Regions from separate parts of the Homo sapiens genome. Here region 2 is linked to region 1. A link is a contact called in ENCODE Hi-C or POLR2A ChIA-PET data. All regions are on one chromosome and are shown on one strand. Each heading gives the region's core, a stretch centred on a gene start or an enhancer-like site at or near the end of the contact. The rest is flanking DNA. Distances are from core to core; before and after follow the strand shown.

Evidence for each region. Hi-C counts contacts between places; a loop is a spot of excess contacts on that map. ChIA-PET counts read pairs that join two places held with the same protein, here RNA polymerase II (POLR2A). Pooled maps may share reads with other maps.
Region 2: a loop to region 1 is called in a map of A673, with 2.3 times the contacts of the local background. The contact joins two enhancer-like sites. A Hi-C loop is called at or near these places in 27 of 168 maps with a recorded cell type or tissue (A673, CD14-positive monocyte, CD8-positive, alpha-beta T cell and 19 more) and 8 of 50 pooled maps. POLR2A ChIA-PET finds 5 or more read pairs at or near these places in 6 of 52 experiments (AG04449, H1, HEK293T and 3 more).

Annotation. Positions count from the first base shown.
Region 1 is chr10:86,710,311-86,714,222 of GRCh38, forward strand. The region is part of intron 9 of LDB3 (LIM domain binding 3); the gene reads left to right. Among named protein-coding and RNA genes, the nearest start is that of LDB3, 44 kb to the left of the region's middle. RefSeq lists enhancers at 478-1,097, 1,098-1,717, 2,262-2,311 and a silencer at 832-1,521. Within about 2 kb of position 1,546, at least 35 of the 41 ENCODE cell types and tissues checked have a DNase peak (open chromatin) inside an H3K27ac peak, as active enhancers do; they include A673, where a contact is called at or near this core.
Region 2 is chr10:86,915,860-86,919,771 of GRCh38, forward strand. BMPR1A (bone morphogenetic protein receptor type 1A) reads left to right here. Exons shown (of 13, transcript NM_004329.3): 9 at 1,275-1,467; 10 at 3,313-3,610. Among named protein-coding and RNA genes, the nearest start is that of MMRN2, 40 kb to the right of the region's middle. Within about 2 kb of position 2,341, at least 2 of the 41 ENCODE cell types and tissues checked have a DNase peak (open chromatin) inside an H3K27ac peak, as active enhancers do; they include A673, where a contact is called at or near this core.

The sequences.
Region 1 (3,912 bases), core at 296-2,795:
CGGGCATGGTGGCTCACACTTGGAATCCCAGCACTTTGGGAGGCTGGGGCAGGAGGATCGCCTGAGGTCGGGAGTTTGAGACCGCCGGGGCCAACATGGCGAAACCCCATCTCTACTAAAGATTCAAAAATTAGCCGGGCGTGGTGGCACCCACCTGTAATCCCAGCTACTCGGGAGGCTGAGGCAGGAGAATCGCCGGGAGGCCGAGGTTGCAGTGAGCCGAGACTGCACCATTGCACTCCAGCCTGGGCGACAGAATGAGACTCCATCTTCTCTGTGTCATGCCAGTGTGCGAGATTTGGCCGCAGCCATGGGGGTACAGAACAGCACATAAGGAGCCTAGACTCGGGAGCAGGTCCTATCCAGGCGCAGGGAGAAACCCCAGGGAAGTTTTCTCTGCCGCTGGAGCCCAGGGAGATGAGACAGGCACTGAGTCAGGGCAGGCCTTGCTTCGGGGCGCTGGTTCATGAAGCTCGCTCTGACAGCAGGGCTGAGTGTGGGCGGTCGAAGCGGCTTTTGCCCGAGACAGAGGCCGGTGCCACGGCCTGCTCTGCTCTCGAAGGCAAAGTGCCTCATCCATCCAGGCTGCGCTGTTCATGGACACCTTGTGTTCTGGGGATGGAATGAAGCACCCAGCACAGCGTCTGTCACACGGGAGGTGCCCTTCTCTGTCCCTACAGAGAAGGGGCAAGGATAGACGGTTCTGAGGTGAAAACTCCGCAGGGCGAGGTGGCATTTTGCAGTAGTGAAAAGCCTTAGATGGAGCAGTGGGAAGAGGCTGCCCCTGCAGAGACTGGGAACACAGGGAGGGGAGGCTGGAGAGGAGTTGGAGGAGAAGCGGCGGGTGGAGGCGAGGCCTTGCCGGGGCACAAGGAGGACATTTCCGTCTCTTCCTGGGGAGGCGCTTCTGGCACCTTCCGGGGCGGCCTCCGGCTGTCTTCGCCCAGCCCGCCAGGCGGCGTCAGGGCTCCGGGGGCGCGCGGCCAGCCCGCCCTGCGTCTCCTTCCTCCTCCTTCCCGGGCTGGGGCCCAGGCGAGCGAGACGGGCCGGAGCCGCGGGCCCCCGCGCCGTTCCCAGGCCGCGCAGACATTAACTCATTCCTGCCTAGGGGGAAAGAGGCGGCCGGGCGGGCGCGCGCTGGAGTCGGCCTGCCTCCACCTCCCTCTCCGGGAGGCCCGGCTGCCAAGCGGAGTCCGGGGGCGGCTGGCAGGCGGCCCCGTATGAAGTGGGGCGTGTGGTCCCGAGCCCCCCTCCGCTCCCCTTCCCTCCAGGCTCTTCGGATCCGGGCGTCAGAGAGGGCGGGGAGCCCGCGCGGGACCCGGAGCGCCGCGGCCGCAGCCGCAGCTCCCCCCGGGGCCTCCTCCGGGCCGAGGGCGGCGTTCGCAGGCCGGATCTTATCGCTGGCGCCCGAGGTGGGCGGCCGCTCCCCGGAACACCTGAGGCCCGGGAGGGGGCGGGCGGCGGCGGCGCGGAGACCCTGCGCGCGGGCCGGGGACGGTCACGTTGGCCCGCGGGCCGGGCGGCGGCCAGGCGCTTGCGGAGAGCCGGGCCCGGCCCGGCGTGAGTCAGAAATCACCTTGTTTAATTACATATCCCCGAGCCCGCCGAGTGCGATAGGGGACTTTTGAACTTGCCAATTAGAGATGAAATATCACCTTCTAATTTAGACTGGCTTAATTCCGTCACGCAAAAATAGCAACAGCCCCGGGGCTGCGAGATGGGATATCAGGTCTCTCCTGGCGTGACGGCGAGCCAGGCTGAAGGATGCAGAAGCTGAGGGCTGCGAAGCGCCACTGCCTGCTCGCCCCCCGACGGAGTCGGGGTTGCGACGGGGGAACGGAGCTGCCGGGCCGGGCCACCGAGGCCGGGGAGGTTCCTTCTCTGGGTGGGTTAGCCCCAAGCAAGGAAGCCGTCAAATCGGGGTCCAGATTCTAGCCTGCCTCTGTGAGACCTCTGTGTTGTGGGGGCTGGAAAAGAAAAGGAGGTGGATCCGGGAGTCTGTAAGGCCTTCCGATGGAGGGAAGCGACTGCCAGGCAGGGGGAATAGGGTTAGTATTGCTGGAGGGAGGCAGGAAAGGTGGGCCAGGGCCCTGTTTACTTGAAAGGGGGCGTACTAAAGCCTGTTTTGCTGCTTGGGGAGTTTCTAAGCGGGCATCTGCTGTTGAGTCTGGCAGCCTGAGCTCGTTTCGGCTAAGCAGTTCACCAGCTGGATGACTTGGAGGCAGCCATTTAAGCTCTCCAAGTCTCAGTTCCTCATCTGTAAAATGGACTTGCAAATATTATCTGCCTCCTTGGATTGCAGCGAGTAATAAGGCACGTAAAGGGCCTGGCATGTGGAAGCAGTCATTTTGGTGAAGGCAGCACCACGCAATAGAAATTTCCTATTAGCCACATTTTTAAAAAATAAAAGAAAGCAAGTTAAATTCATTTTAATATATTTTCTTTGACTACATATATTTAAGATATCAGGCCGGACGCAGTGGCTCACGCCAGTAATCCCAGCACTTTGGGAGGCCGAGGCGGGCGGATCATAAGGTCAGAAGATCGAGACCACCAGGGTAACACGGTGAAACCCCGTCTCTACTAAAAAAGTACAAAAAATTAGCCGGGCGTGGTGGCGGGCGCCTGTAGTCCCAGCTACTCGGGAGGCTATGGCAGGAGAATCACTTGAACCCAGGAGGCAGAGGTGGCTGTGAAGCCGAGATTGCGCCACTGCACTCCAACTTGGGCGACAGAGCAAGGCTCCGTCTCAAAAATATATATATATATATATAATTTCAACATATAATCAATATAAAATAATTATTAATGTGCCTTCAAAATCTGGTGTGTGTTTTACACTAACGGCACTTCTTGGTCGGACTAGCCACATTTCAGCTGCTCATCGGCCACGTAGCACTATGTATTGGACACCGCAGGATTAGGGCTTCTGGTCTTAATCTTTTTATTTTTTGAGATGGAGTTTCTCTTTTGTTGCCCAGGCTGGAGTACAATGGCACGACTTCGACTCACTGCAACCTCCACCTCCCGGGTTCAAGAGATTCTCCTGCCTTAGCCTCCCGAGTAGCTGGGTTTACAAGGCGCCCACCACCATGCCCGGCTACTAGAAGTTTTAGTAGAGACGGGGTTTCACCATGTTGGCCAGGCTGATCTCGAACTCCTAACCTCAAGTGATCCACCGGCCTCAGTCTTCCAAAGTGCTGGGATTACAGGCGTGAGCCACCGCGCCCAGCCAATCTTAATCTTTTTTAGCAGAGAATTGCACTTCACAAAGAAAGGAAAGAAAATGTTGCACAGAACCCCCTTATATATAACAGAGGGATGAAGCTGCTCTGAAGTTGTGCTAGATCACCTCTCCCTGCTCTCTGTCCCTGGTGGTGTTCCTGGAATCACTTCTTCCCCCAGCATTTTGATATTCTCTGCAAAGTTGTTAGGGAGGGTGACAATACCTCAAATTTGGGCTGTACACATTTACAAAATCCATTCACTATGTCACCCCAGCAGGTCCCCAGCATGCCCTGTGGGGCAGGCAGGGTGTCAGGCATTCCACCACCACTGAATAGACCTCAGTCTCAGGTTATCTGACTTCAGGATGTTCCATTTCCCTTCCCTCCTCTCCCCCAACCCTAGGCGCTACCAGTCTAACTGGGCTGGGCTTCCCTAGGTGAGCAGCAGGCCATGAGACAGGCTGACAGTACATCTGACCCTGACACCCAGGTTGCCCCCATCCTTGCCATCCTCACTCACATTTAGTGACACACTATGCCAGGTACTAGGCTACGCTCTTTATATTTCTTACCTTCCCTTAATCCTCATAATAACCTTGTGAGATACTAAGAATCAGTATTGCCAGTTTTAGATGAAGAAATTGAGGCCCAGAGAGGTTAAGGAACTTGCCCAAGGACACAAAAC
Region 2 (3,912 bases), core at 1,091-3,590, 210 kb after region 1:
GATCACTAATGCTTCTGAAAATGAAAGATAACAATCCATGTACATCTTTTATTTAACAAATATTAAAGTACTTCTGATATTGTCCCAAATAAATACTTATATTCTGTGAGCAGGGGATGGAATTCAAGCAAATATATATGTAAATAAGAATAAAGTTATGATTGTGTTAAGCGCAGCAACTGAGAGGTTTTGTGTGCTATGAAGGTGTTTAAGTGAGAAAATAGCACTCTAAGTAAAGGGAACTGGATATTCAAAAAAACCCAGCGACAGGAATAAGCTTGAGTGAATTCTAAAAGTTGAGATAAGTCAAACGAGGTTTGTGGGTGGGTGGTCAAAGCAAATAATGGGACCAGGCCAGATCAGGCAGGGTCTTATAGATGGGATTTTTAAGATCTTTAACTGTTATTTGGACTTTGCTGCATAATAAACCACCCCAAAACTTAGTGATGTGAAGCAACAAACATTATTTCTCATTCTGTGAGTCTGTGGGGCAGTTCATTTGTTGGACTTGCTTAGCTAGAGCTAGGTGGTGTAGTTCACACCCTTGGCCGACAGTTCATGCTGCCATTATTTTTTGGTCACAGGGTTCCCAAAGCAGCAGGAAGGGGGCAAGCCCCAGTCCACAAACATTTGTCAGGTCTTTGCTTGCATCACGTTCGCTGTTGTTCTTTTATCCAAAGCAAGTCATGTGGCCTAAGCCCTGAGTCTGTGGACCAAGACTACCCACGACTGTGTGCACTGGGAGGGTAATTATTATGACCATTTTTGCAAACAGCCAGCCACTTGAATAACCTGTTTATGATTTCAGAATACATTGTACATTGTTTCATACTTTAAAGTACATTATGGCCGGGCATGGTGGCTCACGCCTGTAATCCCAGCATTATGGGAGGCCGGGGGTGGGGTGGATCACCTGAGGTCAGGAGTTCAAGACCAGCCTGGTCAACGTGGCTAAACCCCATCTCTACTAAAAATACAAAAAAATTAGCTGGGCATGGTGGCGGGTGTCTGTAATCCCAGCTACTTGGGAGGCTGAGGCAGGAGAATCACTTGAATCTAAAAGGTGAAGGTTGCAGTGAGCCGAGATCGCGCCACTGCACTCCATCCTGGGTGACAGAGCGAGACTCCATCTCAAAAAAAAAAAAGTACATTATAAGTTTTTAACTGGAGTTGGTTGGGTACACCATGCTTTTTGATGAGATGGACTACCCCTTTGCCAGTCTTAATGGGTTTCTTTCATCAAGAGCTCAAACCTTTTACTTTTTTCTATAAAGGTTCAGCGAACTATTGCCAAACAGATTCAGATGGTCCGGCAAGTTGGTAAAGGCCGATATGGAGAAGTATGGATGGGCAAATGGCGTGGCGAAAAAGTGGCGGTGAAAGTATTCTTTACCACTGAAGAAGCCAGCTGGTTTCGAGAAACAGAAATCTACCAAACTGTGCTAATGCGCCATGAAAACATACTTGGTGGGTACACACTGATTCAGTCAATTTCATTTTTGACAAGGCTAGTGAGGTACAGGTGGAAGCCTCCATATGTGCTTTGAAAATGTGTGAGTTCAACTATATACATTTGGCTAAAGGAAACCTAGTAGAATACACGGTTTGAATAAAACATAGTCCGGAATGCCAACCAAGATCTTTCTTTACTAACCAGCTGAAGAAACAGCAGTGAGTTTCAAATGGAAAATAATACTAGTTTATTGGACTTACTCCCATAGTAATGAAAACCCAGTCTTTTATAGATAACTTAAGCAGTGATTTAGGGTAACATTAACATATGTGCCTTTTCCCTTTCATAAGCTCAACAGCCCAACATGCAGTTTCATTGTACGTTCTGTGTTTAATGTGTGTTTCCCCCCATCTCCACATTTACACAATAGCAAAGTAATTTAGGTGTGAGCTGGTCAGTCAGGTACATAAGCCGATCTGGCTATCCTGAGTTTTCTTTTCCCTTCACCTCTTGTTTTCCTCCCTTTAATTTGGAGAGCCCATAGCATGTTGCCAAGCAGGCAATTGTATTAGTTTCCTAGGGCTGCTGTATCAATTACCACAAACTGGGTGGCTTCAACCTCCAAAACGTATTCACTCAGTTTTCGAGGCTAGAAGTTTAAAACCAAGGTGTTGGCAGAGCTGTTGTGTCTCTGAATACTCTAGAGGAGGAGCCTTCCTTGCCTCCTCTGGCTACTGGTTGGTGGCCAGGAATTTTTGGTGTTCCTTGGCTTAGTATAGACAACACTCTAGTCTCCATTTCTGTCATCAGGTGGCCTTCTCCCTGGGTGCCTGGGTCCACATTTCCACCTTACAACATCACCAGCCATTGAATTCGGGCCCACGCTAATCCTGTATGAGTCATCTTAACTTGATTACATCTGCAAAGACCCTCTTTCCAAATAAGGTCACGTTTATAGATGACATGGATTTTAGACATGAATTTTGTCGGGGAGCACTGTTCAGCTCAGTACATAGCACTCACTGACCTTTTTCTGGAGGGAAGAGGGTAGGAGAGAAAGGAAAAGAGCAGGACTGTGGGCCTGGCAGTCAACGAGCCAGACTGAAAAGGCAGCTGTGATGAGTCACTGATGGGCAAATGGGAGTTGGCTTAATTAGGAGCTAACTCTTAGTTGAACATTCTTAATTTTATAAAAGTGTCCACTTTTTGCTTTGAAATTGAGAGCCTTTTCTACTAGAGAATCATGTAGGTTGATAATATTCTCCAGGTTATTTGTATAATATGTCATCTTTTTCTTTTCTTTCCTTTTCTTTTCTTTTTTTTTTTTTTGAGACGGAGTCTCATTCTGTCGCTCAGGCTGGAGTGCAGTGGCGCCATCTTGGCTCACTGCAACCTCTGCCGCCAGGTTCAAGTGATTCTCTTGCCTCAGCCTCCAGAGTAGCCGGGACCACAGGCACTTGCCACCATGCCCAACTAATTTTTGTATTTTTAGTAGAGACGGGGTTTCGCCCTGTTGGCCAGGCTGGTCTCGAGCTCCTGACCTCAAGTGATCCTCCTGCCTTGGCCTCCCAAAGTGATACAGGTGTGAGCCACCACACCCAGCATATATGATCTTTTTCTTAATCCTATTCACTTTCATGATTATTAAGATTATTATAAATTTATTGTAGAAGTACAGATATATGTGTAAATGTAGAAATATAATTTTTAGTAACACATTCACGACTTGGTGTCAGGCGAATTAAAGTTTCACTATCTGCACATGATACCTAAGTTTTTCTCAGTATCCAGAATGAGCATTACTTCTCCCTAGCCTATCTCTGATGATAACTAACCTTTTAAACTCATCAACTGGACAGGTTTCATAGCGGCAGACATTAAAGGTACAGGTTCCTGGACTCAGCTCTATTTGATTACTGATTACCATGAAAATGGATCTCTCTATGACTTCCTGAAATGTGCTACACTGGACACCAGAGCCCTGCTTAAATTGGCTTATTCAGCTGCCTGTGGTCTGTGCCACCTGCACACAGAAATTTATGGCACCCAAGGAAAGCCCGCAATTGCTCATCGAGACCTAAAGAGCAAAAACATCCTCATCAAGAAAAATGGGAGTTGCTGCATTGCTGACCTGGGCCTTGCTGTTAAATTCAACAGGTGAGTGGTTCTTTGCCCCACTGTTTTGAAATTATTTTAATTTCCAAAAGATATTTCCCTATTTGTATTCAAGATAATGGAATTCTAAAAATGTGCATATGCTTGTTTTTAGTTACATAAATGTATAGTTGGGGGGGATTTTGTTCTTTTTACAAAAATTGTGTCCTACTTCTCCTATACATAATTCTTGATATATATATATTTTTTTGGTGTTTTTTTTTGTTTGTTTTTTGTTTTTTGTTTTTTGTTTTTTTTAAAGACAGTGTCTCACTCAGTTGCCCAGGCTGGAATATAGTAGTGTG